2 separate regions of the Mus musculus genome follow, and region 1 is linked to region 2. Evidence: chromatin loops called from intact Hi-C (ENCODE). Cell type or tissue: left cerebral cortex. All regions are shown on one strand. Links, peaks and the distances in the headings refer to the core of each region. The heading gives the core; the rest is flanking DNA. Region 1 holds the start of Rec114 (REC114 meiotic recombination protein). Region 2 holds the start of Nptn (neuroplastin).

Region 1 (15,126 bases), core at 1-5,000, 160 kb after region 2:
CAAACCCCTTCTCTCAAAGCTTAGTCCCTAAGCCAATACCGGGGTCACCGGGGAGCTCTCTATGATGACAGGATCCACTTCCCACACCAGTCTGTTCTGACGGAGGAAGAATTTGCATTTTAACAAAATCCCTACAGGACAACAGAGAACACCAAAGCCTGAGTGGCATAGCTATAAACTGGGGTGAGTTTGGGGTTTTATTTTGGCATTTCTGTTTGTTTGTTTGTTTGGTCACTCTTACAAAAAGTTTATTTGCTTCCAAATTGTATGACATATAATAACAATTCAGAGACATAACTAGAATCAGCGGGTTGAACCTCTGTTGACCTTAACGTGGCCTTTCCTCTCAGCTGGGACTTCCAGTCAGAGAAGTCTTGTGCTATTTCTCTCTCTCTCTCTCTCTCTCTCTCTCTCTCTCTCTCTCTCTCTCTCTCTGGCTTTTCGAGACAGGGTTTCTCTGTATAGCCCTGGCTGTCCTGGAACTCACTTTGTAGAGCAGGCTGGCCTCGAACTCAGAAATCCGCCTGCCTCTGCCTCCCGAGTGTTGGTTTATCTTTCTCTTAAATGGACAGTTCTGTCCGTGTGTGGCCACTGTGATTAGCATCTTCTCTGGGGCAAAATATCTACACATATGGAACCAAGAGAGTAGAGACTCTCCATAATTTCTGGGGGTGGGGGGACTTAAAAAATCAAAATAGGTTTATTAACAGTTGAATTTGAAACATGCCATAGGAGAAAAAAATCTACCAGAACTATCTTATTATAATAAAGTTCTGCATTTCACCTAACACATAGTTTTATTATAGGGACCAAGCCAAGTGTTTTTTTTTTTAAAGAAATTCACATGGGACTTGGATTTTTATACAATAGTCATGGTGCCTATAAAACAGAACGAATCTTACTTCTCTTTCATTTAAAAGGAAAACATGACAGACCTAGGCTGAAGCTGACCACAGCAGGCAGGACGGCTGGGCAGAGATTCAAAGCAAGGTACAAATGTCCAGTTTTCAAAAGCTGTGCAGACGCCAACCACATCTCTTGCCACTGTGGCCATGGTGCTGTGTCAAGCATTTGAAAGCCGCTGAAAAGTGCTGTTCCTTACAAGCAATTATGAGGAGCTTTGCAAAGGAAAGGTAAAAACTGTAATAATGGTTGACTTCTTAAAATGGCCAAAATGGCCATGCTCTGGGCTGCAATCTAAGAATTACCTACACAAGTCTGAGCCAGCGCACCCAACACAGAGAAAAGGGTTGAAAAGGATTAAAGAGTGGTTAGGAGAAATTATCAGGGAGCCTCCTGGAGCAGTCTTGGAAGTCAAACGTGTCCTTTAACATCCCTGGCTTTCTATAAGATCCAATTATAGATCCGTCACGCCGGCACTTAACTTCTCCTCACTCCAGTTTGCATTTTTGCCCTATATCTTATTTAGGATACAGAGTTCCACAAGAGCACAACAAAGTATTTAATGATTTTTAAAATGGGCCTAAATAGATTGATTTCAAGTTTTAGAGCACCCTTTACGCTAATATTCCAGAATGTTATGAATAATTCACAACACTCTATTTCTATCCACATTCTCAGCCGAGGCTCTCACAACGGTGCGCCTGGCTCAGACTCATGTTCACCTCAGTTACTTCTCAATCCACATCAGTCTGGCTTCTACACCCCTCCCTCACTCAAACCCCTCTTTCTAATGACCACGGATAACCTTCACACAGCCAAATACAATGGCCACCGCCATTACTTTCCTATACTTGACAGTACCACTCCACAAACTTTAAGCAAGCATTCTCTCTCCCTCTTGAGAGAACTCCCTCTAGCACTAGTGACCCTTCATTCTCCCAGGTACTTTGCAATTCTCTGGCCCTTGTCAATCTGCCAGGTTCTGGCACTTCTAGGTGACGTACAGTTGCTGCACTACCCTGGGACTAGGCCATGGACTCTCCACTAACCTCATGACTGTATCACCTCCCCGAGGCTGACTCATGCCTTCACACCTCCAGCCCAGACCGGCTGAATCCGGAACATTTCCACTCAGCTGAGTACAACCGGCTTTTCCTCACACATGTTAAACTCGACACAAGCGAATCTGACGTCTCTGATCTGTTTTCCCTCCACTGCATCCTGTTTCCCTTCAGTTGCTTCTGCCAGAAAGTGAATGGCTCTGCCCTCGCCTCTCACATTCCATCAATCACCAAGCCCTTTTATTTCTATCCTCCACATTATCCGTCCCATTCCCCATCTACAGTGTCACCTCCCAACAGGCCCGAGGTGTCATTATCTTCTGTCTTCCCGAACTCACTGATACTGTCCTCTAATTCCATCTATAAAGACAGCGTGATTTATCAAAGAAGAGAATGATTAAAACCTTTCCTATGGCTTTCCCTATAGGCTTCTAAAATAATATTCACAAGACACCCATCTTCCTGTCCAGACATCCTCACCAATTACCATCACTCCCTGGGTTCCCTAAGCACCAACCTTTTGGTTTCTCTCTCTACCAGACCTGCTAGGGTTTCCTCAGATTTGGAGCCTTTCACATGTTACACCTTCATTTCTCTATTTTATCTTACCCACAGCTATCCAAGAACACATTAAAAACCACAGAGGACACTATGAAGTAAGATCATTATTTTACACCTGTTTTGTCTCTATCACAATTATTTAAACATAACATTTCTATTTTTACAATAAACAAGGCTCAGAAAAGCTAAGAGCTTAACCAAGAACATGGAAATCCAACATCAGTGCTAGATTTAGGGGCTGGCAGTGTTGCTCAGTGGTAAAACACATGCTTAGCACACAAGGAGGCCTCAGTCCAACCCTTGTACCAAAATAAAAACAGGTAGAATTCAACTTTAGTCTTGTGTAGGTGCTTGACTACCAAAGTGCATGACAATTTAGCTGTGAATGATTTAATTATCCGTGCTACAATTTACATGGCTATCTGGGTAAATACTATGCCCTCAGAAAACTAGGATCAGTGGGTCGAAGGACATAGCTCTGGGATAGGGCACTTAGATCCCCAATACCGTAAGAAAGCAAACAAAACCATTCATAACAGCACAGACCACTTGGAACTTGCTCCATGCGAAATCATCTCTAGCATACTGAACTGTGTCTAGCATGCAATCCATGTTCAATCAATAATTGTTGAATATATGAGTGTTTATCTTACCCTTGGATAATTATTTTGAAAACGAAATGAGTTACAACTATACCTCCTACTCCTACTCAGACACAAAGTTCCTGGGTTAGAAGTCATTCCCTCCAGTCCTTGCACAGGCCCTATGTGGCTGCTGGACAGGGTCTGCCCCTCCTCCCCTGGGGATCTGGCAGCTGCCCATCCTTCCTGCCCTCAGGCCTCACCTTCCATGTGGGCGAGCCCGCTGCAGCAGCTTCCGAGCTAGGCCCAGGGGACCCCACGTTGTCCAAGAGCATGAAGCGACCATAGCGCTTCAGAGACCACTGGGAGACTTCGCCTGGAAGTCCGAGGCCGGAGGCCACATTTCCCGCTTCAGACATGCCTGTCAAAGGTCCTGGAAAGCCCGCCTCCACGTGATAGCTGACGACAATCAGCTAGCCAATCAGGAAGCACGGCGCTCAAAGCTCACGCTTCTCCAAAACGGAAGCAGAGGATTCCACTACGGAAGTGTGGTCTTCGCTGGTTTTAGGTTTTGTTTTTGTTTGGTTTTTTGTTTGTTTGTTTGTTTGTTTGTTTTGTTTTGTTTTTTAATGGTGGGCGTCCAAGAGAGATTGTCTCCACTCTGCTTGCAAGTGAGGCTATTATGCCTACAATTTGGAAGATTTCAGCACCATCATGGGAGTCTTCACATTCTCTCAAGGCAGCCCACGCAAGCGTTCATCTGCCTGAGCCTTGAGAGATTTCTCAAACTGGCCAACTTCCTCATAACCACTAAACCCTGGGACTAGACCGGCTCTCTAGGGTGTCTCTGTCCTCACAGCAGTATCACAGATGATGGCGTCTCTTCACATCCTACCTCAAATCCAGCACAACGGAAAGGGCAATTCTGGAACCATGACAATTTGCTCATCAACCGTACCCCAGAACATTCTCCTTCCTTTTGTCACCAGAAGAGAGGCACAGATGGGTAGGGGGTGGCCAAGCATCTGAGAATGTGCCCCCATCAAACAGCAAGCAGATGACATTTCTGCGTGATTTATAGCCAGCAAAAAATTTCCACAGCTGTAATTTCATTTATCCTCCCAACAACCTTGTAGCCAGTTAAAGAAGCACACACCCCAGAACTGATGGTGGCAAAATACATTCCGGAGAGCAGATGTGGTTTATCAATGGGCACAGCCAGTGAATGGCAGAGCACAAATACAACTGTGGACTCCACGGTCTCTTCATATGTCAGCCCCACTTATAAAGAATCTGGTATTTATACAATCTGTGTCAAATCAGAACAATGCATTCAGAGGATGGAGGCTGTGTTAACCAAACACATGAAGTAAAAAGAAATAGAAAATTTTAAAGTTTTTAAAATTGAGGTTTATTTATTTATTTATTATGTGTTGAGACAAGACCTCATTTTGTAGCCTAGGCGGATCTGAAACTTGAGATGAGTCTGCCTCAGCCTCCTGAATATTGGGATTGTAGCCAAGAGCCATCAAACCTGGCTCAATGGAAACAGTTTATAGACTACACAGTTAATGTTTAGAGAATGTTTGGGAAAGTGGTAATAATTGTACACTACAAAGCATCAACTATCTGTAGTGTGCAAAAAAAACTATGCTAGTTAAGGCTGGAGAGATGGCTCAGTGGTCAAGGGCACTGGCTGCTCTTCCACAGGTCCTGAGTTCAATTCCCAACACCGACATGACGGTTCACAACCATCTCTAAAGGGATCTGATGCCCTCTTCTGGCATGTAGGTGGACATGCAACAGAACACTCATACACAAAGTAAATAAGTTAAAACAAAACAAAACAAAAACAAAAGCAAACTATACTAGTCAGCAATTGATTACAGAAATGGTTACCTATTATTTTCAGATGCACATCTAGCCTCTGGGACCTAGTAAGGAAGATGAAGCATGGTGCAAACACACTCATTTGTCTAAGGTTACATGCCCAGTGGACAGCAGAGCCATGGAAGAACTGTGGGCTTTCCTAAGGAAAGATGAGGAGATTGGCATCCTGTGGTGTAGAGTGTGACAGGGCTTGAGTAGAGAGGTGGCAGCATAGGTTCTAGGAAGCAAAGCCCCGTTTTAAAGAAGAGGGGATTTGGGGCAAAAGAGCACACAACAGCCATGAAGGAGTGTGGATTGTACTCGGCAGGCAGTGAAGAATGTGGAAATTTGCATCAGCAACTGGCATCCATAGTGGTGGTCCAGGCAGATAAATCTCTCCAAGACAAATAAGATAAATTGGATTAAAAGCAAGGGGAAATTGTTATATACCAGTCTTGTTCATCCAGGAAAGCTTACGGAAAGGATCGGATTTTAGAAACTGCTTCTGCTGGTCCTTAAATGACACAGCAGTACTGTGCTTAGTGTGGTAGTAAATAGTAAAAGCTTGGTTTGAATCCCAGGTCTATGGCTTGCCCGCTGTGTGACCTTGGGGAAATCACTCAACCTCTCTGTAAAATAGGGTCATTAAACATTTCAGGACCATGACAAGATGAAATAAGAGCTTATGGGAGGAAACACTTGGTGAATTGTAAATTGGGATGTGTGTAAATTGTAAAGTGGGATCCTTTCTGTCCAGAGTTAAAGTGACTTTTCATGGGCCTGTTACAGGAAGGGAGCGTAGGAACAGAAGCCTGACATTGGGTCTCAGGGGCACTCACCTCCCAGGTCCAGGGCTGCAGCTGCTGTCAGACACCCTTCACAGGAACAGATGGGGCTCACAGTTGGGATCCTGTCAGTGCCCAAGGACACCCAGAGTCCTGCTGAGTTCCCACCTGCAAACTCCCTTCCTAGACAATACACCTGCATCCAGCTTTTGGGCCACCCTCATCTGCCAAGAGCAGGCCAGGCCTGCAGAGGGAGATTATGATAAAGCCACAGCCCAATGCCTGGGAGCTTGCACAAACTTACAGTATTAATGAGAGTCACTGGAGCAACCTGGAGACCCAGCACTGTGGAAGGTGCTTGAGATATGGTAGAGAGTAAAACTCAGTAGGTTTTTACCTTCTTCTAAGGCTTGCGCGCATGGGGGTTGGGAGGAGGGGGTCAGAATACTGAGCAAACCATTACATCTTTTTAACAGCCAAAGTGTCTTTTTTGTTTTTGGGGGTTTTTTTTTTTTTGAAAAAAGATACAAGTCAAATGTTTAATAAATATTATGCAACAAAAAAGCACAGATCTCTGATGTTTAGATAAGTTTGTGTTTTGTGTTGGGTTTATTTTCGAGATAGGGATTTTACTATGTAGCTCTGCCTGTTTTGGAACTGACTACCAGTCCTTATGTAGACGGGACTAGCCCAAAACTCTCTCAGCTCCACCTGTCTCTATTTCCTGGGTTCTGGGATTAAAGGTGTGCACCACCACACCTAGCCAATTAGGTGAATCTTACTACCTGTATAATTCATGCAACTACCCAAAAACAGATATGAAACATTTTTGAAACTCTTAAATTTCTTTCTCTTCCCAGTTATTGTCCACCTCACAAAACAAACAGCTAGCCTGGTCTAAGTTTGATCACTGCAGCTCTGCCATCCTCTCCCAGGACTTTACACACGTGAACATGTACATTATACACCCATTACATCTACTATTTCTTTTTTCCTTTTTGAGTCAGAAACTCATGTAGCTCAGGCTAATCTCTACCAAAGATGGCCTTTAACTCCTGACTCTACTGCCCCCAACTCCCAGGATGGTATTACAGACATCCACTGCCAAGCCCCCAGCTTATATCTGCTTCTTTTGTTCTGTGTAATTTCATTTCTGGGCTCTATCAATACTTTTTTAGTACCAAATAACATTCTATTGTATAGCTAGGTCACAGTTTCCTTTTTAAAAATTATCCCAGTGCTGTGGGGATGGACGCCAGGGCCTTGTGCATGCTGAGAAGTATCTACCGCTGACCTTCAAGCTCAGCCCACACTCTGTTTATTGTTCACCATTTGGGTTATTTTCCAGCAGGCTTTTTGTTTTCAGTTGTTATGAATATTCTCATACAAACCTTCCTTATAGTAGTAAATACTGCCATGAGCCTAGCTGTCTCTGAAGATAAAGTGAAGGGTTACTGAAGAAGATAGCTGACATCAGCTTCAAACCCCGATACACATGCACCCCACACAAGTGTGCCCCCACCACACACAGAAACCCATACATATGCTCAATATACACACCCCACACATGTGTGCCTACACACATGCATATGCAGAAAAGATTTATATCCCACGTAAGATAGGGATAAAAGCCCAGCTCCTCTTTGGGACGATCACGTGCCCACACTAGAGAGTTCTGACCCTGAGACAGGAGGACAAAGGAAGGCATAAGGAGCAACTGACAGCAGCACACCCTGTTCACTGTGGACAAGACAGGATTTTACTTTTACTTTTAGAAGGTAATATGTTATTGATTATGTCCCAAGAATCTATTTGTCTCTTATCCTCCTCACCCCTCAGGTGGGATAATGCTGAGATTCCTGTAATACCCTGTCTCCCAGCATTCCCTAGTGGAATGCAGCTCAGGTTGGTAATGATTCCTTTATGGCTAGCTCCCTTCTCCGTCCCTCTCAGTGTTTTCTGGGATCACCTCGCAAATGAACTATTTGGATTTGAGTCTGCCCCAGGTTCTGCTTCTCAATCACACTGAGATGGTAACAAACAGGAATGAGAGCTTCGGATTTAGTTTTAATACAGTTGCAGACAAGCAGATGGTGAAAGAGGAGTTAGGAAAGGAAAAAACCATTCTCAGAGCTGCAGGCCCTCCCATGTGTAACTGCTGCCTCCACGGCAGAATTGGTGACCCAGACTATTGAATGACAGGTGACTATGAGCTAACGAATCACCCTATTGCATAAACTCATGGATGGGGGATGTAATAAAAAAAAAAACTGCTGGGTGTGGTGGCACACGCCTTTAATCCCAGCACTCGGGAGGGAGGCAGGTGGATTTCTGAGTTCGAGGCCAGCCTGGTCTACAAAGTGAGTTCCAGGACAGCCAGGGCTATACAGAGAAACCCTGTCTCGAAAAACCAAAAAAAAAAAAAAAAAAAAAACCAAAAAAACAAAAAAACAAAACTGCCCCCCTCTCAGACAAGGCACCAGTGACAGACCAAAGTTTGAGCTGGTAAGCCTATGACTTCATTATGCTTTCTTGTAGATCATGGGTAAAGGGACATCCATAGAAATGTGAGTGATCCCAACGCAGCCACATCATGGTGGAAAGTCTCACCCGGTGATAGATGACAACTTCCCCATGGCTACAGAGATGGAGCCCTCCCTCCAGTTGCCTTTCCATAGTCTCTACACTCTAGCATCCCCACACTTCCAGACCACGGGACCAAACGCAACTGGGGCAGAATTACATTACAGCAGCAAGCTGGGAGGTGCCGCAGGGAGGGATTGAGATAGTAGGTGAGAGTCTAACATCCTTCCTGCTCCTCCTTTCATGAGGGGATCTCCACAATCTACCAGGCCCCTTTCCAGGGCTGCTTGTAGAAGGTCACAGCTGCTCTGAAAAAGATAATGGCTAATTTGCTTAGGACACTAGCTCTCTACAGCAGGCCCTCCTCTGAAATGGTTATTAGAAAAATTAAAGCACAGAAATTGGAAGAAAAAGATTTATTTCACTAAATGTCATTTTAATTCTTTTTATGTGTAACTATTTTGCAGGTGACATGAGACATAGAGAAGTGAGCAAGGTTTGGTGGAGGGCTTGCCTAATATGCTCAAAGCACTGGGTTGAATTCCCTATTCCCCCCAAAAACTGACTGGACATGGTGGCACATGGTGTAATTTCAGCACTCAGGAGATAGAGGCAGGAGGATCAGATCTTCAAAGTCATATTTGATTATATAGTGAATTTGAGGCCAGCCTACACTACATAAGACCTTCCAGAAAGAAGGAAGGGAGGCAGGGAGGCAGGAGAAAGGAAGGAAGGAAGGAAGGAAGAAAGGCAGGGAGGGAGGGAGGGAGGGAGGGAGGGAGGGAGGAAGGAAGGAAGGAAGGAAGGAAGGAAGGAAGGAAGGAAGGGGAAGTAGTTGAGAATCTGGCATGTCCTTTTCAAAACAGACTAGGAACTCTAGGCATCCCTTCTCCCGAGGATACTAAGTCAGCAAAGAAAATGATGGCTTCAGTGTCCTCACGTCCTTTGCATTGCAGGATGACAAAGACATCTGCACCTCTGCTCTGCCTGCTGGGTTCCCTGGCTACAGCACACAGGGTGTTTGAGAAACGCAGAGCATTGGTCTGTGGCAGTGGGGGATTTTCCCATAAAACCCTGTTCTCATCACAATAGCCAATGATCTGTCTCCATAATGTCAGACCCCAGGTGGCTGCGTGCGGAGGGGTGTTCCCGTGGAACTTCATGATCACAGCTAGAAAGCAATTATGTTCATTCCTACTCTACCCTTTCATGTGCAAGGACCAGCTGTCCTACTGCAGGTAATTGAAGGGACTTCAGGGTGACACAGACAGCTCCAACTTGTTTGCAGGCTGCAGCTCATTGGCACAACATGAAAAGAAATTAACACTGACTTTGCCCATTCATTAAAAGTCCCTAGAATAACAGGCTAGTTAGAAACGTGCTCACCGGCTGGTACATTTGGAAGTACGCTTTGCAAAGCTGTGTTAGAACCAGAGAGAGGAAATAAAATGAAGCCGGACAGAAAGACTACACAGACTCACAACCAGCATAGAAGGAATTGGAATCAGAGAAACCTGGAAATTAGAAAAACCTGGCACGGTCTCAACTTGGTGAAGGGCTGCAGATATTAATATGGAAGAAATGGATGATTTAAATCACCTTGAATGTGCAAAGGGCTAACCTGGGGGAAATGGCTAACACTCTTCCTATCCTAATATCCGGATGTAACGGAGCAAACAGGAAAGTGGAAATTTAACATCTGAAAATCTTCCCTGGTAGCTGTTCTATCTGGGATGTTTCTAACTGTGTCACCTACACTGTCAAATACTGGAGCAGAGTGAATAGACCCCTCTAGAACTCTAGTCCAGTTTGATACACTGCCTGTTTTCAGCCTTGCTCCATCCCAGGAGAAATCATTTTACCCAGCTCTATAGTAGACTGGGGTGGTTAAGATTTGCAATTCACACCTCAGACAGATGAACACACCCTGAAGGAAAAGGCTCTGTGTTGGACAGTGACTCAGCATTCTGAGCTTTGTCGCTGTTGAGATAATTTGAATAATTTCGCCTGCAGCCACTGAAGGCACACCACACCTCCAGCAGAAGTTAAGCAAGCACCCAGAGAAGCTGGCAGGTCAGGTTTAGGGCGACCACTGGGGGTGATCAGGGATACTTGTGCTGTTTGCCTGCACGAAACACTTTGTCTTTGAGGGCATCCCAATGTACTTTTAGAATGAAAATCCCCTCCTTCAGGAAAATTATATATGTATATATAAAATTATATGTTATTTGTTAATGCGCATATGTGCCACAGAGTGCATTTGGAGGTCAGAAGACAGTTTTGCCTGGCACATTATAATGGAAATCTTGAAAATAATGAACCTCATGCTGTATAAATTTTATCACAAGACATAAAAGTCCACCCTTCTGCGCCCTGTGTTCACAGGGCCTCTGCTGCCACACTGGGGGCGCGTCGTCCCAGAGCTTACAGGACCCAGGGTTTGCTGCTCATATAGCTCAGCCTGTCCTCACTCAGCCCTGAGTGTGTGACTTCTGGAAACAGTCACACTAGACAGCAGGTAGGCAGCTCCTTGTAATCCCCTTCAAGGAGATTACAGTCCCCTAGGAAGGTCAGACAGAGGATTTTACCTCCATTTTGTAAGCATATGTCTGTTTTACAGTATGCTTTCTGCTATGTTTGGGGGACTGTTTTTTGTTGTTGTTGTTGTTGTTTGTTGTTTTGATTAAGAATTCACTTTTAAAACAAACCCCGTGCATGGAACTACACATGCTTTCACTACAGGAATATGGTGTGTCTTTACAGGAAAAAAAAATATGTATGCTGGTTAAACTTCATTCAGGTAAGTTCAAGTGAATAAAAATGTTACTAAACAAAAATGTAGCTAAACAGAAATACACATGAAACAGGATCATATAGTAGCTGGTTGGTGACCTGGGCTTGTGACAGGCTAACCCTGCATCTCCCTGAGGAGCAGCAGCTTGGCGTTCATTCACCGAGCCAGTACGCGTGGTGATGATACAGAGCAGACCCCCATAAACAGTGACGATCAATCAGCTCTCCGTAGCACTTTCACTTAGTGTGTATTACGTGGCCACAAAAAAGTTGTGCATTTGGGACTTGGGGAGAATGACTCAGTCAGTAAAACACTGGCCTTGCAAGCCCAGGGACTTATGTTGAAACACCAGCATCCACTTACAATGCTGTGCACAGTGGCATGGGCCTTGTGACAGATCTGAGCCAATGCTATGTATCAAGACAGTACATAAAAATATGGGGAGCTGGGGACATGGTTCAGACAGAAAAGTACTTGCTATGCAAGAACTTAGAAGCTGAATTTAGATGCCCAACATACACATTCAAACAAACCAAAGCAGCAGCAGCAACAACAGCAGCAGCAACAGCAACAGCAGCAGCAGCAACAACAACAACAACAACAACAACAACAACAACAACAACAACAAACAAAAACCTCTAGGTTCAGAAGCCTTGTATCTGTAATATCAATGTTGGGGAGGCAGAGACAAAAGGATCCCTGGAGCTCATTGGCCAGTCTGACTTACTTGGTGAACTTCAACCCAGTGAGAGACCATCTCAAATGACAGTAAATGGCACTCCTTAGGATGACACCCAGGTTATCCTTCAGCCTCTGTACTCATGGGCACAGGAAAACACACACACACACACACACACACACACACACACACACACACACACACACATGCACACACACACAGATACAAGTAAGAGAAAAAATACAAACTGTTTTTAAAACACATGTATAGACTTTTCTATAAACAATATAGTAACAGCAGTATTTACATAACCTCTTCATTGCATTAGGGTTATAAGTAACCCAGAGATGGCTCAAAGTATAGGCCAGGCTTTGCAGCTGCCAAAGCTTCAGCAGTCTAGATAAGGTGCTGAGCTTCCACAGAGCTGGCATCTGCAGGGGTCCTGGCTGCACTCCTCAGTGGGGAACAGGATGACTGCAATCCTGCAGGAAAGACCATGTTTTGGCCTTTGCTTCAGGAAATATAAGCGAAAAGGAAAAAAAGGTTCTCTAAGTCTCACTATTACAGAAGGGAAAAGTGGGAGGGGGAACCACAAAGCTTTATCCTTTTACTTAGGTTTCCTTAAGCTGTTGCCCATCCCTGCCTGGCATATGAATCAGGGAGAGCGGCTGGGTCGTGTGTACTAACTTTTTTTTTTAAGTTTCTCTCTTTTTTTTAATTGGATATTTTCTTTATTTACATTTCTCTTTTTTTTCCAGTTAATTTTTTATTTCTTAAAAGTATTTTTAGAACATGAATTTGTATCTTTTTTTATTAAAAGTTATTAAATTTCAAATGTTCAAAATGTTCTAGACTTAGAAACTTACACTGCCCCAGGACATTTTCTCTTTAATTGTCAGAAGGATGTATTTTCATAGTGTGTGTTGATAATTAGGAGAATTGATGGTTCTGGTTCAGTCAGGGCCAACATTTAGGCTGTTGTTTTGATAAAAGCCGGTTGCTCTGAGGTAAACGCTTGCTCTGTGGCTGGTACTTACAGGGACAGAAGAGCCTGGGCGAGAAGGCCCCGTACTGGCTGGCACTGGTCTTGTACATAATCATCTGGGGTTTGGACAGTGAGGTGGCTGTGTGCGATGTCTTGGGATCCAACATACAGGAAAACACAGGGCTCCCAGGGTTCACACACACAGTCAGTGGTTCAGGTCTCATTTCTGCATCTGAAGTCAACGAAGTTTTCTTATCAGGCTGAAGATGTGGCTTAGTTGGTGGCATGCTTGCCTAACATATATAGGCCCTGGGGTCTATTTCCTGCACCGCATGAACTGGGCATGATGGCTCATACCAGAAATCACACAGAGGATCAGAAGGGTCATCTCAGGGAGACAGGCCATCATGGGAGACAGGAAGCCCAAGTCGCAGTCTGTCTCTCTCGACATCTTAATCTCTTTGGCAAAAGCAACTCTTTGCTGATAGCGAGAAGTCTGGCGAAGGCATAGGACCCAGTCTTCATTATGGAAAGCAGTAGCAAGAGTGATACCAGAACTACAATTTGTGGGGAGCGAGAGGGTGGGTGGAAACCCTCAGTCTTCCAGTCCTTTATTTACATTTCAAATGTTATCCCCTTTCCTGGTTTCCCCTCCAAAAAACACTCTCTCCCTATCCCCCTCCCAACTCCCCCTGCTCACCAACCCACTCACTCCTGCTTCCTGGTCCTGGCATCCCCCCACAGTGGGGCATAGAGCCTTCATAGGACAAAGGGCCTCTCCTCCCATTGATGTCTGATTAGGCCATCTTCTGCTGCATATGCAGCTGAAGCCTTGAGTCCCACCATGTGTGCACTTTGGTTGGTGGTTTAGTCCCTAGGAGCTCTGGGGGTACTGGCTAGTTCAAATTGTTGTTCCTCTTATGGGGCTGCACACCCCTTCAGCTCCTTGGGTCCTTCTTCTAGCTCCTCCATTGGGGACCCTATGCACAGCCCAATGGATGGCTGTGAGCATCCACTTCTGTATTTGTGAGGCACTGGTGTGCTAACTTTTTAATCTCACTTGAAATTGCCAAGTTACCTTCCCATTTAAGTAACACTGGATAACACTTGTCCACAGTGTAGATAGAAAACTCCAGGTTTGACCTGTGGTAGTTTGAATGAGAATGGCCCCATAGGCTCATATTTAAATGCTTAGTCACCAGTTAGCAGAACTATCTGGGAAGGATTAGGAGGCGTGGCCTTGTTGGAGGTGTGTCACTAGGATTGGTCTGTGAGGTTTCAAAAGCTCATGCCAGGGCCCAGTCTCTCCCCAACCTCTCTCTGTCTCTCACTGTGTCTCCGTCTCTCTCCTCTCTGCCTACTGCCTGCAGACCAGCATGTGAAGCTCTCAGAAGCTGCTCCTGGGCCACGCCTGTGTGCTTCCTGCCGTGATGACCGTGGTGGACTAACCTAAAACTGCAAACAAGCCACAGTAAAATACTTTCTTCTATAAGAGTTACCTTGGTCAGAGCATCTCTTCACGGCAACAAAACAGTAACTAAAAAGGGCCCATTATTATTTTTGACATGCATTCCTTTAATTATCATTTCAGTTAATCACCGCATTATAGGGGCATCCTTTTGTGTGTCATGCCCATCCCCACCCCCACCTCCACCCCATCCCCCCCCCACTCCCACCGCTTCCCTCCACCGAGTGAATGGCTTATTTATCCCTTTCATTCACTTTCTATTGGTTCCATGTTTTTGTTATTTGCTTATAGCACGTTTTCGTACATTCTGGATGCTATTTAAGTACCTATTAATTATGTTACAAATATTGTCACTTTCCCCAGTGTTTTGTTTTCTCATGATACTCAGATTTTTCAAATGGCTTTTATTTCTTTGACAACTGCGTACATGTTAACACTATCTTGACGCTATCCACTCCCATCCCTCCCCTCCCACCACTCCAGACACACTTCCCATGCCCGGTCTCCACCTTCATGCTTCTTTCTTCATTTTAACCCACTCAGTGCAAAGGCTGTCCCTGTTCACAGGTCCTCCTGGCTCGCCATTTTGTGGGCAAGCATGGCTGCGGTGAATTCATGAGGGGAACAATTGCGTCAAGTCCTGCAGACAGCATTTCCCAGCACTCCTCCCATCCTCCAGCCCTCACAGCCTTCTCAGATATCGTTCATTGTTAATGCAGTCAGACCTCTTCTCTTTATGTCATTTTTTTTGATGTGTGCATATGGGAGGAAGGTGTGTGTGTGTGTGTGTGTGTGCTTGTGAGAGGGTGCACAGAGGTCAGAGGAAGGCTCTGGGTGTTTTCTTCTATCAGTCTTCA
Region 2 (15,883 bases), core at 5,752-10,751:
TGGGAACTTGAGCTAGCTAGTCATATCATATCCAGGAGCAGAGAGAGAATAAATGCATGCCCACCTATTCCTTCCCTTCTTGTGTTCAACTAGATTTCTCCAAATGTAGAATGCATACAATCCAGGGCACCTTGCCTAGGGTGCTGTTCACAGCAGGCTGAATCTTGCAACAACAATTACCTTTCTCCTCCTCCCCCACAGACATGCTTACCCAACACTGACAATGTTACTCATCACAATGGATAAGTATCAGAACAAAGCCTCCTCCTTCCTAAGGCATTGCCTGTGGGAAGTTTACGCAGATGCAGTCTTTTCTTTCACAGAAGTAAATAAGACAGGGTTCCATTTTAAACAATTGTAGCAGCCTGGAGAGGTGGATCAGAAGTTAACATTGTTGTTCTTGCCAAGGACCTGATTCGGTTCTCAGCACCCACAACTCTCTGCAACTCCGATTCTAGAGAATCAGTCACCCTCTTCTGGCCTTCACAGGCAGCAGGCATTCACATGGTGCGCATATATAAAAAATAACAGTAGATCTGTGAAGAAGCGACTTTGCAGAAATTCAGATCTCTCCAGGTTCAGCTCTTGGAATCAGAACAGGCTTCCTTCCCCTTTTCCTAGAATCTGCACTGTGCTGTATTAGTCAGTCACATAAGAGTGTAAGCCAAGCTTTGACTACTCAGAGGCACAGGACATTTCTCATTAGCAGTAAAACTCCAGAGGACCCTTGTGTGCTTGCTTGCTTGCTTGCTTGCATAAAGTGTGGCATGAACTGCTCTGCAGAAATAAAACATTTTCCCTTTGAACTGTGTAGTCATCTTCCTCAGACCCTGGAGCCACGCCTTATACCACCACCATTCAACCCCAGTGCCATTCTTTGAGAAATAACAATTCTGGTTCACGGAACCTCTGGGCAGCATTTTCTTTATGGTAACATAAGATAGAAAAATAGAAGACAAAAAGAGAAAGAAATATAGACCTATATTCATGGAACATATAGGGAATGCATCTATCAATGCAGGCAAATCAATATGATTACTCTTTTATAAATATAAGACAGCAAAAGTAGACTGCTACACAGACAAATATAAGAAAAACATCACGTTAAAACATTTTTAAAAAACTTCTAGCCCAGGCTGGAGAGGATGCTCAGGGTTAAGAGCACTGACTGTTCTTCTGAAGGTCCTGAGTTCAAATCCCAGCAACCACATGGTGGCTCACAACCATCTGTAATGAGATCTAATGCCCTCTTCTGGTGTGTCTGAAGACAGCTACAGTGTACTTACCTATAATAAATAAATAAATAAATAAGTAAATAAATAAATAAATCTTAGAAAAACAAAAAAACAAAAAGCTTCTAGCCCAAGAGAAATAAAGAATGTGGAAAGCAGCCAGGTGTGGTGGTGCATGCCTTAATCCCAGCACTTGGGAGGCAGAGGCAGGCAGATTTCTGAGTTCAAGGCCAGCCTGGTCTACAAAGTTCCAGGACAGCCAGGGCTACACAGAGAAACCCTGTCTCAAAAAAAAAAAAAAAAAAAAAAGAATGTGGAAATCAGAAAAAAAAATATGCAAAACAAAAAACCTTTTACACTTTCTAGTTCTAGAATGATTTTAAAGTGGTAGCATATCCATAAAATGGTACAAATTTTATGATAAAAGAACAGCAATGGCGTGAAAAAAATTACCCTTAAATTTTAAGTATAATTGCTGAAGTTAGAAATGTCATAGAAGAATTGGCAGGTAAAGGAATTCTCTTAGAATAAATTTTAAAAAATTAAAGAGATGAGAATTATGAGATAAAAGATAAAATAGAGAACAAATTCAGAAAAATCAAACATTTCAGAAAGAAAACAAAGAACACAGAATGTCAGGATCCATCTTGAGTACTAGACATTAATTTTCAGATTAAAAGATCCCAGCAGTATTGAACAGAATAAATGAAAAGAAACGTGAAGGCTAGTCAAGCTAATTCACATTTGCATTTATTTTGTGTGCCTGTGTGTGGGCACAGGTGTGGCCCATTATGTGTGTGTGTGTGGCAGGGTGTGGGGGGACAGAGGACAACTTGCAGAATTGGGTCCTCTCCTCTCACCTCTGGGTTCTGGGGAATGAACCTAGGTTGTCGGGTGAGGCAGCAGTGCTTTTATCCTCTGAGCTATCACGCCAGACACAGAAACCTAAATCTAAAGAGGGCTGACTTCCAGGAAAGGCAGAGGACTAGAAGCTGCCTCCCTGCAGCCCAATAAAGGAGAGTTAGAATAATAATAAACATAAAAGTTTGTTCATGGTGGCTTACAACCATTCGTAACAAAATCTGATGCCATCTTCTGGAGTGTCTGAAGACAGCTACAGCGTACTTACATATAATAAATAAATAAATAAATAAATAAATATTTTTTAAAAAAAAGTTTGTTCCAGGGCTGAAGAGATGACTCGGTGGTTAAGAGCACTGACTGCTCTTCCAAAGGTCCTGAGTTCAATTCCCAGCAACCACATGGTGGCTACAACCATCTGTGATGGGATCTGATGCCCTCTTCTGGTGTGTCTGAAGACAGCTACAGTGTACTCACATACATAAAATAAATAAATAAATCTTCTTTTTTTTAAAAAAAGAAAAGAATAGCAAAGGTAATGGGATACCTGGAAAATATAGAAAAAGCAGCAGGTGATGTACCAAAAAGATGTAAACCAAGACATCCAACCACAGCCACACAAAGTAAAATAAGTGGGCCTCAGGGAAAACTGACAGGAAGTCCTGCCTCATAGAAAAAGCCCACAGTCCTCATAAAACCTTAGATCCAGGGTCTGCCCCAACAGATGGATCAGAATCCTATTTTGTCACTCAGCAGGTCCTGGAGGGCAGTGATCAGGGTCATCTTGATAGAGAGACTGTTATTTAAAATTGAGCTGGCCTCTTGTCCTGAGACTAGGAAACACCTGTAAGTTGGGGAGCCTGAACTTAACTTGCTGAAATGCCAAGCTGAAAGACAGCTATGGAAAGCAGTTGTAAAGAGAGGGAAGGCCAAGGGAATGGTCACAAGGAGCTTGGATCAATCAGTGACGTACATAAGAAATAGTGGCTATTGAGGCCAGGAAGGGATGTCATCAAGTCACAGTGAGCTTGGAGTTTGATGGTCCTAAGCCTAGGTCAGCAGGTGGATCAGCCCCTAGAGTCCCCATCTGCTGTTCCCTGCTGTAGAACCTGAAAATTCAGAAGCTGCAATGGGCTACCTGATATCCACAGCTGCATGGATCTAGCAGGTGATTGACGGTCGGGGGGTTTTGAAAGCATGGAGGAAGGTCCACTGTTATAGAGATTGCAGTGTGGCCATTGCATTCCACCCCACTCCCAACACACTCAGGCGATACCTTCAGTCAGAACACTAGCTACCTGAGTGGAAAAGACCAGGGCTGGAAGACAAGGTCAGAGAAATACCACATTCAAACATCAATAACGAAGAATGCTATAGTCACTGGTCTATAATGCCAATTAGAGATTGGATACAGGAAGATGGGGAGTTTGAAGTATCCTCAGCTATGAAGTGAGTTCTAGCTCAGCCTGGACTTCATAAGAGGTTGTCTCAAGAGAATTGAAATGAAACAAAACAAAACTAAAAAAATGGACATGACGGCTGGGCAGTGGTGGCGCACGCCTTTAATCCCAGCACTTGGGAGGCAGAGGCAGGTGGATTTCTGAGTTCGAGGCCAGCCTGGCCTACAGAGTGAGTTCCAGGACAGCCAGGGCTACACAGAGAAAGACACGACTACAACACCCAAGAACTCTGTAACACAACCAAGAGACCAAACTTAATAATCCATGAGATAGAAGGAAGAGCTGAGAGAAAGAAAAACAAAATTCCCATGGTATAGTGAATCCTTTTCATGAAATCATAGCGAAAAACAACCAAACAATGAAAACCTTCAAAATCTAGAGAATAGACACCTAAACACAAGAAGAATTTAGGGTTCCATATACATAACCAGAGAAGAACCACTCCATGACTTCTTCTTCTTTTTTTTTTTTTTTTTGGTTTTTCAAGACAGGGTTTCTCTGTGTAGCCCTGGCTGTCCTGGAACTCACTTTGTAGACCATGCTGGCCTCCAACTCAGAAATCCGCCTGCCCCTGCCTCCCAAGTGCTGGGATTAAAGGTGTGTGCCACCACTGCCCGGCTCCATGACTTCTTTTTTTTTTAAATTTTATTTATTTTTTTATCTATCTATTTATCTATCTATCTATCTATCTATCTATCTATCTATCTATCTATCTATCTATTTAATGTAAGTACACTGTAGCTGTCTTCAAACACACCAGAAGAGGGCATCAGATCTCATTTTGGGTGGTTGTGAGCCACCATGTGGTTGCTGGGATTTGAACTTCAGACCTTCGGAAGAGCAGTCGGGTGCTCTTACCCACTGAGCCATCTCACCAGCCTCCATGACTTCTTATAATCAAAATATCAAACATTCATGGCAAAAGTATTAAAAGCCATAAGGAAAAAAGTCAATTCCTATACAAAGACTGGCATATTAGAGCAATATTATTTCTCTTATTGGCAACCAAAAAGCTAAGAAAGCATGGAACAATATGTTTAAAACCCTGAAAGTAAATCTGTACCAACTGAGATTGTTATACCCAGTAAAGCTATCTTTAAAAATGGCAAAGAAATAAGGCTATTTCAAGGCAAATACAAACTAAGGCTCAGGTACCCATCCCTGTAGCTGGTCTTTACTACTTTGTGAGTTCTTCTTTCTCCCACCCTTCAGCCTATATTCACTTTTTTTCACCTTTTCAACACTCTAACACTAGAGAGGAGAAGAAAAAGGATAGAAAGTAAAGGGGATGATGTTATTATTATACGACTTCCTTCTGAGTAGGGGCATCAAGTTGCTTGAGGTAGGTTCGATCTTCACCATCAGGATATCTAATTTCTCCTCCTTCTCCTTCTCCTTCTCCTTCTCCTTCTCCTTCTCCTTCTTCTTCTTCTTCCCCTTCTTCCCCTTCCCTTTCCCCTTCTTCCCCTTCCCTCCTTCCCGTTCTTCCCCTTCCCCTCCTCCTCCTCTTCTTCTTCTTTTTCTTCTTCTTTCCTCTTTATGCATGACTACTTAACAAATGCAACCAACAACCCATACTTTCTCTCAGGGCCCTAGCATTTATATACCCTCTGAAAAGTTCCCAGAATTCCAAACATCACACAATCTCAGAAACTATCTACTGCTGGCAAAAATCACACCTCTGTTAGAGCATGAGGCAAATCATAGCTGCTGTGGACAATCTGAAACAGCCCTATATCCCACACCTGGAATTAAAATTAAAACATATTCTTATAATATTTCTGTGGCTTTAATTTTTTTCCAAGTGGTTTTTTTAAAGTTTATTTATTTATTTATTTATTTATTTATTTATTTATTATAAGTACACTGTAGCCGTCCTCAGACACTCCGGAAGAGGGAGTCAGATCTCATTACGGATGGTTGTGAGCCACCATGTGGTTGCTGGGATTTGAACTCCTGACCTTCAGAAGAGCAGTCGGGTGCTCTTACCCACTGAGCCATCTCACCAGACCATTTCTGTGATTTTAAATAGAAACTAAAATGACAAAATTGTTACTACACATCCATAACAGAAAAGGTATCTAAAGAAAAACATGTGCACCAACTTACTCTTGCTAAAAAGTATTGTGATCCCACTCAATGCCTGAGATTTGGTTCTCAGTGGCACACATCAGGCATGATGGCTTAAATCTGCAATCCCAGCAGTATCAACGACCCTGAGAAACTTGTTGTGCATGCTCAGGTCCTATTCCCAGGCTCAGGAAGCAAGGCCCAACAATCCATCTTTGAACTGTTCTCCATGTAATTCTATAGAAGTTTCAAGCAACAGGGTCTGGGACTGGGGCTGGGGCTGGAGCTACTGCTCATTGATAGGACATTTTCCTAGCATGTGTCAAGCCCTGACATAAATATTTTAGCACTGCATAAAATATTTGAAAGATAACACAAATCCATATGAACATCTATTTTCAATTTTGACTATGAATTGGAATCAATTAGAGTCTTTAAAAAACAGCTATTTATACTGGGCAGTGGTGGCGCACGCCTTTAATCCCAACACTCGGGAGGCAGAGGCAGGCGGATTTCTGAGTTCGAGGCCAGCCTGGTCTACAGAGTGAGTTCCAGGACAGCCAGGGCTACACAGAGAAACCCTGTCTCGAAAAACAAAAACAAAAACAAAAACAAAAAAGAACTTGAAACACAGATGGCTTTGAGGCACCATGTGGGTGCTGGGAACAGAATCCAAATCTTCTGCAAGAGCAGCCAAAGCTCTTAACTACCGAGCCATTTCTCCAGCCACAACTGGAGAGATTTAACATTACACTTCCCTCCAAGATTCTGATTTAATTGATAAGGTCTAGAGATGGAAACTTTTAAAAAAGACATAGATAATATTTTATTATTTATTTATTCATTTATGTGTATACATGGTATATTTGCATGTAGTGTGCATGTGCAAAAGCTAGGGGAGGATATTGATGTCCTATTCGATCACTCTCAGTCTTAGTCTCCTGAGTCAGAGCCTTGAATTGAAACTAGAGCAAGGATGGCAGCAAGAAAGTCCTAGAGATCCTCCTGTCTCTGTCACCCACAAGGTTACAGGCACACATGCATACAACATCTGGCATTTTATGTGGATGTGGGGGATTTGAACTCAGATCCTTATGTTTGTGCAGCAAGCACTCTTACCCGCTCAGCTATTGCCCCTGCCCCAGGATTGGAATTGTTTCATAGTTCTCTGGTTGTTCTAAGGTTCATCAAAGCTGGAAATGCAGAGCATTTACTCAACAGCACATTAGAGATTGCTATGTATCTACATAAACTGGGCCCCACCCCAGACGATGGAATTGAAACCTCCAGAGGCTGGGTGGTGAGCATCTCTCTTTTAGTGCTGCGTTTTATTCATGCTTCCCAGTTGGTTCTAATGTGTAGCCACAGAGAACCATTTCATTATTGTAACTTTCTCAGCTTCTCTTTACTCGCGCCTCTCCCTTGAGGGCTCAAGAGTGAGGTTTCGGGTGAGCCATTGTGGGAAGGAATTAAGCAAGTTTGAGACCTGCCACTTAGAGAGGGCATGTGAATGTCTAGTCTTGCCCCCCCCCCCATCCTACATTTCCCAGTAGTACTGGGAAACAGCGTGTTCACTCACTGCTGTTCCCTGTGTCTGTGCGTACACGCAGCATTTAGGAGCAATTTGTTCCCAAGCTAGTCTGGCTAGCCGACTACTGGAGGTTATCCAATATAAACTTTATAAGAGGGATGCTATAATTTCTATAGGCATATTCATGACTTTTATTCAATTATTTCCAAATCTGGGCAAGGATTAGCCCCTAAGATCCAACTCCAGTCATAGAGAGCATAAACCGGCTGTTAGGCTGGTCTGCTTCATCCTCATCCCTATATTAGTCAGTCATCAAAGTGGATACGGTACCCAAAGTTCTCTCTAAAAAACGAGAAGCATCCCATGCTACTGTCCAGGGAACAAACATTATTCTAACCTTAGCCGACCCTGAGTGTGGAGTTTGCCCAAGGATATTGCTTTGCTCAGATTCAAATGACGGCAGTCAAGATGAGTGGGGCAATATATATTACTGAAGGAGCTTAAAGGTGCAGAGATCTTTGTAGGATGAAGACAGGAAACCATTAGGAAGTTCAAGAGCATCTCTAGGAATCCTACAACTCTGTCGTTTTGACCAATCTTCCAAGGGCCAATTGAATACATCAAACCAAACCAAGGGAGGACTTTCCATTTGGGAATTACAGGCCTTACCACCAGGGGGTGCTACCAACACTGGAAAGAAGACCTCCAAGGGATTCGCTGGAGGCCAGGAAAGTGTTTCAGCCTGAGCTCTGAGGACCCCTAGGGCTCTTCTGGTGCATCACAAGGAGCTTAACAATCCTTGGACACATCTGCATTCGGAGTTTTCTTAGTGTATGTAAATAATAATCAGTTTGGTTTTAAGACAGGACTTTGTTCTCTGTAGCATAGGCTGATGGTCTGGATCTATATATCCTAGCCTGACCTGGAACTTGTAGTGACTCTCCTGCCTCAGCCTCCTAAGTATTGGTGTACATATAAGCTACTATGTCTGGTAAGCCGTAAAACAACAATAACCCCCAACCCTCGATTTCTAAATTCCTTTAAAGAGGTTCCCACATCAATAGGAGATTTTAGTTGTGTGTCTTAACAGCAGGAAGAAACTAATAGTACTCTTATGTCATGTGGGGACCTGCTGATGTTTTCCCTAGGTAAAAAGGGTTCTTTATAATTTAGTGCTTTGAATGGTACCACCCATAGGTAAAAGATTGCTCCTGAGTCAGCTTTTGCAATCATGATATTGTAACATTAGGGAGAGAAAATGTAGGCTGGAGTCTGAGCTGTAGTAGTGTCATGATCAACATTGAAGTGCGTGTAACACAACAGAAATTGTTCAAAATATTGCACATAAACTTATGCACTTTTTCTTCTTACAGTCTTTCAAAGCTGCAATGATCATTGTCCCTATTTGACAGATAATTTGTCAAGAGAAATTATTAGGTCACTGGGGCGAAGATGCATAGATACTAGCGATGCGGGCGGGGGTGGATTTGGATTTTATAATTTCTTATCCAGACTAGTTCAGATTGTGCTATAAGAACAACCCCGGAGGGCTGAAGAGGCAGCTCAGTTATTGAGAACATTTACTGCTCTTGCAGTGGACCCAAGTTCAGTCTCAGCACCCACATAGATGCTCACAACCATTGATAACTCCAGTTCCAGGGGTTCCAACATCCCCTTGTAGACTTTACAGGCATTACAACACACACAGAACACAAACATACATGCAAGGAACACATTCATACACATAAAATAAAAATTTCTAAAAGTAGAAAAGAGCAGACATCCTTGAGTCTCAATAGCAATATTATCAGTTCTGTGTGGGTGACAAGAGGGTTCAGCTTATTGTGCTAACTCGAGGATCCAAGTGGTCATCCCTTTCCTGTTGACATGTATTTTCACTATCATAGCCATTACTCACTATTACCAAGACCAAAGAGTCTGAAACCCTGGAAATGAATGAATGCTTCACTTGGAAAATGATGCGTGCCACTTCTCAAATTTCATTGGCTGAGACAGCCACAGGCCACTCTCAACTTAAAGAGGGCAAGGAGATGTGCTTCTAAAATAAGCCTAGAAGCAAGAGAACCCGACTGTCTGCCATCCACAGTTATGCTTGGAGATCCTGAGCAAAACCTGCCATCTCTTAGCCTCAGTTTCCCCATCTGTGAATGATACTTTTATAAGGATTTCTCGTTGCGAGTGTAAATACGTAGGTTTGTTAGGACACAGCTTTTCTTCTGTGAACATACCCCAGAGATAGAGCCCCAGCCCTTGCTGCAAAGCACAGTCTATAGCAGATAGCAGATAGTTGTCTAGTTCCTGGGAAAGCTGGAGAGTTCTGGAGAGTTTGTGATGGTTTCTTTCTTTCTTCCTTCCTTTCTTTCTTTCTTTTTTTTTTTTTTTCGGTTTTTTGAGACAGGGTTTCTCTGTTTAGCCCTGGCTGTCCTGGAACTCACTTTGTAGACCAGGTTGGCCTCGAACTCAGAAATCCAACTGCCTCTGCCTCCTCCTTTTTTTTTTTTTTTTTTTTTTTTTTAAGATTTATTTATTTATTATATGTAAGTACACTGTAGCTGTCTTCAAACACTCCAGAAGAGGGCGCCAGATCTCGTTATGGATGGTTGTGAGCCACCATGTGGTTGCTGGGATTTGAACTCCAGACCTTCGGAAGAGCAGTCGGGTGCTCTTACCCACTGAAGCCATCTCACCAGCCCCCCTCTGCCTCCTCTTTACTCCAGATTCTCTAACCCTTTGAATATAGTCAGGTCAGCAGGCCAGTTTACCCTTTCTCACTTGTAAGCCACAGAGACACCCGAGGATGTCTGTTGTGACTCATAGATGAGCTAAGCCACAGAAAACACTCCTTTGCTAACCACAAGTGCTGAGGGTGGTTCAGGGAAAACAAACAAGCCAACTCCCCCAAATCTGTGTTTGTGTTCGAGAGCCTGTGTGCCCGCACTGGGAGGCCAGAAGTTGCCTTCGGGTATCTCCCTTAACTATTCTTTTTCTTTCTTTCTTTCTTTCTTTTTTTTTTTTTTTTGGAGAATACTCAGTTTTTGAGGTAGGGTCCCTCACTGAGCCTAGACCTCATCGATCGGCTAGGCAGACTAGTTAGCAAACCAGAGAGCTCTTCTCTTCTCCAGACTCAGATTACAGCGTTGGCTCTGGTGGCCATCCTTTTCTGTTTTATGCTGGGGAAACTCAGGTCTTCACGTTTGTGTATCAAGCATTTTTAAGGACTATGACATCTCCCCAGTACTCTCTCACCGCAAAAGAAGGCATTTCTCAACTTTCTATGCAACATGGCTAAACTCCTTTTTGATTGCCCCTTTCCTGTGGGTCATCTCTGATACACCAGGCTGAACAGTGAACTGAGTGGAAACTATTTTCTTACGGGTTTCCTCTACCAAAGGTTCTGCCTATTACTGGACACACTGTGACTTCCTTGTAGAATTGGATCTGTAGCCCTGCACAGGCTAGCTCTTCAGGCCCTCAGAGCTTGTGAAGCTAAAATAAGGCCAAAGAGGGGTGGGGAGGGCACAGGTAGGGAGGAAAAGGAGGACACTTGAAGGCTGAGGGAACAGATGTCCGTGCAAGGAAGCACAGCGATCGTTAACACTGCCTGGAAGGGAAAAAAAAATCCACGAGGCAGAGAGGTTGTGGCCAGATACCTCTAGGGGTCTCTGGTCAAAGTCCAGAAGGAAAAGCAGGGTTTTGATAAGGGGTACTAATAGGAAGCTCAAAAGCAGGGTCTAGGGTATCCATTTCTGAAGCTTCGAGCAGTAACGCATGAAAGGCAGGATGGGTGGGGGGAGCATTGTTTTCTCAATGCTTCCTCTAATTTCTGAGCGCTAGGATCCCATAGAAGTGAGAACTGTACTCCGCCGTCTTCCCCCGTGGGAGAAGGAGCGGGTGGAGTCCCCGCCTCGCCCCGTCACGTGGCCAAAAGCGCCCTTCGCACGTGACCGCCCTTGTGCTTGGCCAATCAGCCTCTGCAGGGGCGGGGACTTGGGGAGGGGGGGGAAGAGGGCCTCTTCTCGCGAGCCTTGCCGCCGGTGCTCCTGGCCCGCCCACGGCCGCCAGCGGAGGTCTCGCGAGGCTTGGACGCTGCGGCGGTAGGAGGAGGACAGGGAAGGACGGAGCTCGGCCGCGGCTGCCTCCCTCGTTCACTCCCTCGCGCGCGCGCTCGCCCGCCCCCTCCCTCCCTCCCCTCCCTTTCCCCGGCCCCGGCCCCGGCCCATTCGCTGCGCGCTCTCCGGCTAGGGAGGATGTCGGGCTCGTCGCTCCCCGGCGCCCTGGCCCTCTCGCTCTTGCTGGTCTCTGGCTCGCTCCTTCCAGGGCCAGGCGCTGCTCAGAACGGTAAGCCGAGGGGCCGGGGGCGGGTCGGGCGGGGGCGCCCGGCTCTGGCAACCAGAGGGGCCGGGCCCAGGCCTGAGGGGGATGCCGGAGCCGGCAGCGGGCGACCCGGCTGAGGCGAGGAGGTGCTTCGCGGAGAGGTGGAGGCGTCGCTTTGGTGCGAGCCCGGGGCTCTGTAGACAGGTCCGCGGCGTAGGGCTCATCGCGCACCGGGAGCTGGAGTAGCGGGGGCGGCTCTGGAGAAAGCGGCGGGAGACAGGCGTTCGAGTTCGAGCTGGCGGAGGGGTGGTGTCGGCGAGAGAACCGGGCTCCGCGGGCGCTGACACCCGGGATTCTACTGGGGCCCTGGAACCCGGGTGACATTCTGCAAAATGGGAGGAGGGGGGAAGCTGGGGTCAAAAGGATCCCGTAGAATACCTAGAGGCAGCAGACTGCTTGAGTCTCTCAAGGAGAGGGGTTAGTGAGCGATTCGGGAAACCTTGGATTTGGGGGTAGAGGGAAGGTGGGTGGAAAGATGGAGTGGGTTGACTGCAGTAGGGGGACCTGGAGAAGAGAAGCAGCAGTGTCTCCAAACGAGCTGGGGGAAGAGGATTGGGTTTTGCCAAGGAGGGTGGAGTGCTGGGCATTCTAGGGTAGCGGTTGGGAAAGCAAAAGGGAGTTTCTAAATAAGGAGAGGAAAATGAGCAGAGGATGCGGGGAAAGCTTTAAAACCGAGGTAGAAGAAATATCAGGGAAGTAAAGGGTGCCTGGGTATAGTGGTGGGAGTGGGGGAAGACGGAAAAATAAGGGAAGAGAGTAAAATGCAGGAAGTCGGGGGTGTAATGTTGCTTTGTAGCGCGGCGGATACATTAGGGAGGGGACGAGTTGTGGCAAATGCTTTATGATGCTAGTTCGGCCTTTGGGGAGGGCTGGGACACAGCCACATCTGCAGTGGTGGGATTGAGGGCAATGAGAGATGGTGGCAGGGGAGATGGAGGAAGTGGGCTTTTAGAACTGAAAGTTTCAAGATTGCAAAGATGTTATTTCTGAGGAATATGAATGTGGTCTCTGGGTTGGGTTTAAGGTACAGTGGAAGTGAGAATTGGGTTGCGAACTGAAGCTCTTTAGAGAAGATGGTGAAAGATAATAGGCTTGGGGAGCTAAACATGACAGATTCTGTTGGAATTGTCACAGTCCGTTGTTGAACCGCACATTCAGATACAAACCTAAAGGGATAATGAACCTAATTCAGCTATTGTGGAAACAACTATTAGGAGGTTTAAAGATTTCTATTTTAAACATGAAAAAAATTAATGAGAAGTTGGTTAGGGATAGGGAGCCATACATTAGTCATTAGTTTTAATCTCTGAATTTCTTCGTTGTTATGCTAAAACAATTTGAAGTGGCTTTCATTAAAACAAAAATCAGTCAGAGCCAGTGGAGTTGAGTATTTTGAAGACAAACTGAGCTTAAAATGCTAGCGGATACAGTAATAATGTATCACATTTAGTATTGGAAAAAAAGTCACTTTATCAAATATTCCCTTTACAAGGGAATTTTATGCCCCATGGCTTTATTACTTCATGAGCCAGAAAGGAAACATTTGTTTCTTACATTGAATATCCTAAGGATATGGACACTTCCACCCCCTTTTCCTTCAAGTATGAAGCTGTAGAAGGGAAAGGGTAAAGTTAGCCTGATTTGCTCCCTCTATGCTTGGTATCTATGTATATAAATATGTGTTATTTATCATAGATGTGATAACAATGTGAGTTTAATTCTGATTTCAGTTATTTGTGGAAATAACAGTTTCATTTTGCACTATAGATGAGAGATTCTTGATCTTAGATACTTAATCTCTGCTGGCATAAGTTATTTCTGATGATTTATAATATGGTAAATTGTAGTTTCTTAGCAACTAAGGCAAGGTTTTTGGATAGGCCTACAAAGACTCATCTGCTCTTAGTGATAATATGTTCTAAATACAGCATAGTACAGCCTTTCCCTTGAAATGAGCTTGGATTTAGTCACATGACAGGGCTAGTAAAGTGACTATGAACCCATAGTTGAGCTAAATGAATGTAAATTGAATTCATGAAAGAAATGGTTACTTCCCAGTTTATATGGTTAAGGATGCCATTTTAAAGCTTTCTGTAACGTGCCTCAGTGATATTTAAGGTTTCTGTTGATTGTAGTCCTGTAATAGTCTCATTTTGTGTCCTCAAGTGTTTTTACTTTTTTAAACAGTGAAATGAGATACCATGTTATATACCACATAGTATTTAACTATTAGACATACTGATAATAAAAATAATGCTTTGGAAAATCAGTTGTAGAGTCACTGTTTCTGGATTGAAAATGTGGCAGTTTAGATTAGGCATGTAGAAGTTTTTGAAAAAGCTTCTGTTTTTGTTATTCCTTAAGTGAAGAATTTGGTATAGATGGCCAGCAGCATTTCTTTTTAATTCCAAAAGGAATACGATCCATTACCATAGGAATTCAAGTACATTTTACTTTTCATATAAATATTCAGACTTGTAAGGTCACAGTTTCATATAAAACATAAAAATTTTAAGGTATTCAAAGGTTTTAGGTTAAAATTGAACATTAAACCAAGCTCATGATCTAGAGCACAGGCTTTGGACACAGATAGAACTGGTATTTTGTTTTGTGTGTGTGTGTGTGTGTGTGTGTGTGTGTGTGTATAGAGAGTGGTGGGAGGGAGAGAAAGGTGAGAGAGAGAGTGTGTGTGTGTAGATACTAGGGCTCCAACCTTTGTACATACTAGGCAAGCATGGGACCATTGAGCTTTGTCTTCCCAAGGATTGGGTTTGAATTCTAATTCTCTACAGCTAAGTGACCTTGAGTAAGGCAGGCCTTAGTTTGATCTGTGAAATGGGGATTACAGTTAGTCCCATAGGGATGATGTAAGGATTAAATGAGGTAATGAGTCTAGTTGGATTTCATTTTGATACTATTGCAAGTCTTAGTGTTAGCCATAACTATTATTAAAAAGTAGCATGATTGCTTTTCTTCTTATGTGTATTAAGCATTTATTAAAGCTTCTGTCATCATGAATACAAGTTAATAATAGGTCATTTGAAGGTCCCTTACAGAGATTTGTGCCAACCATTTTGCTGCAATTGAAATTCTGGTGAGGAAGTTTATATTCTGTTTGATTGTCTGGGAGATTTCATGGTATTCTTTTCTCCTGACCATGCCTGCAAATGAGTACATTTTCATAAGGGTCAGGTGTAGCCTTTTTATAGAATACCGTTGTTGTAAGAGAAGTAGAATGTAGTACCTGGAAGATGAGGTTTACAGGTGTTAGCTGAACGAATGAATGTGGGATGGAATGTGAAAATGTAGTATGTTCTTCTGAGACTTATTACATTAGATAATTAATACTGTAGGGGCAAGTAGAGAATCTAATGAGTTTTATTGTTAACAGCTGAATTTGAAGAAACCATTTTGCTTAGGTGATTCTTAGCTGTGAACATTATGCTTACAACAGTGCTAGTATCTGCACTAGGTGGTTTATGAGTCTTTTTGTCAAGTGCTGTTAAGTTGTTTGGCAGTTTGCTTTAGACTATCTTTCTACTTAGAGAACTGAAATAAGTATCAGAAAGATAAAATCTTATGAGTGATAGCCGTGGCATCACATGTATGACAAAATGTCAAGCAACAGATTTAAACATAGTTAAAATATTATTTGACTAGAATAAAGAACCTACCTTTGAATAAATAAAGTTTTTCCTAAGGAGACTGTACGTCTTTAATCTCTTTGCACATATTTGTCAGGGGTCTAGTAGGAAAGGTCATCTAACTACAATAGAGCCTATTTCTTGGCTCGTCTTCTAGTTATTGAGTCCATGTTGAGAGACAGGTTTGAGTGTGTGTGTGTGTGTGCGTGTGCGTGTGCGTGCGTATGTAAACACAGAGCTTAACCTATGAGTATGCCAAAGTTTTAACAGAAAATGATGTGCTCCACAGTTAATTTACTTGCCACAAATTAAGATCTGATTTCATTGTAGATCTGATTTCCTGTGAAATCTTGAAAAATTAGACTTACAAGAAATTTTTTGCTTTTTCAATATGGTTTTGCTGTAAAACATTTCCTTGTAGGCTCTAAGGCAGCGGTTTGTGGGCTGCGACCGAAACAACCCTTTCCCCAGGGGAGTCACATATTGGATATCCTGCATATCAGATAGTTATGTTGTGATTCATAATAGTAGTAAAATTACAGTTATCAAGTAGCAACAAAAATAAGCTATGGTTAGGGGTCAGCACAGCATGAGGGCCTGTATTAAAGGGCCACAGCATTAGGAAGGCTGAGAGCAATGCCTCGAAGGTAACATGCTACTGTACTATTGTTTTAATTTCATTACACATAG

What was found. Hi-C counts contacts between places; a loop is a spot of excess contacts. Peaks named below come from ENCODE experiments on the same cell type or tissue, not always from the same donor. Only the 100,000 strongest peaks of a DNase experiment are listed, where the experiment ranks them.
Region 1: it touches region 2 in a loop (2.4-fold over the local background); 1 of 42 quality-filtered maps calls a loop at or near these places.

The regions. Positions count from the first base shown.
Region 1 is chr9:58,738,018-58,753,143 of GRCm38, forward strand. Rec114 (REC114 meiotic recombination protein) reads right to left here and starts at 3,542. Exons shown (of 6, transcript NM_028598.1): 1 at 3,370-3,542. The coding sequence starts at 3,525. It also overlaps the pseudogene Gm21183. In left cerebral cortex, for the core only: no CTCF peak of the experiment used is centred there; DNase peaks (open chromatin) are centred at 2,023 and 3,859.
Region 2 is chr9:58,571,014-58,586,896 of GRCm38, forward strand. Nptn (neuroplastin) reads left to right here and starts at 11,227. Exons shown (of 9, transcript NM_001357751.1): 1 at 11,227-11,513. The coding sequence starts at 11,423. In left cerebral cortex, for the core only: CTCF peaks have their summits at 7,869 (motif pointing right) and 9,755 (motif pointing right); DNase peaks (open chromatin) are centred at 7,856 and 9,945; H3K4me3 peaks cover 161 bases; H3K27ac peaks cover 426 bases.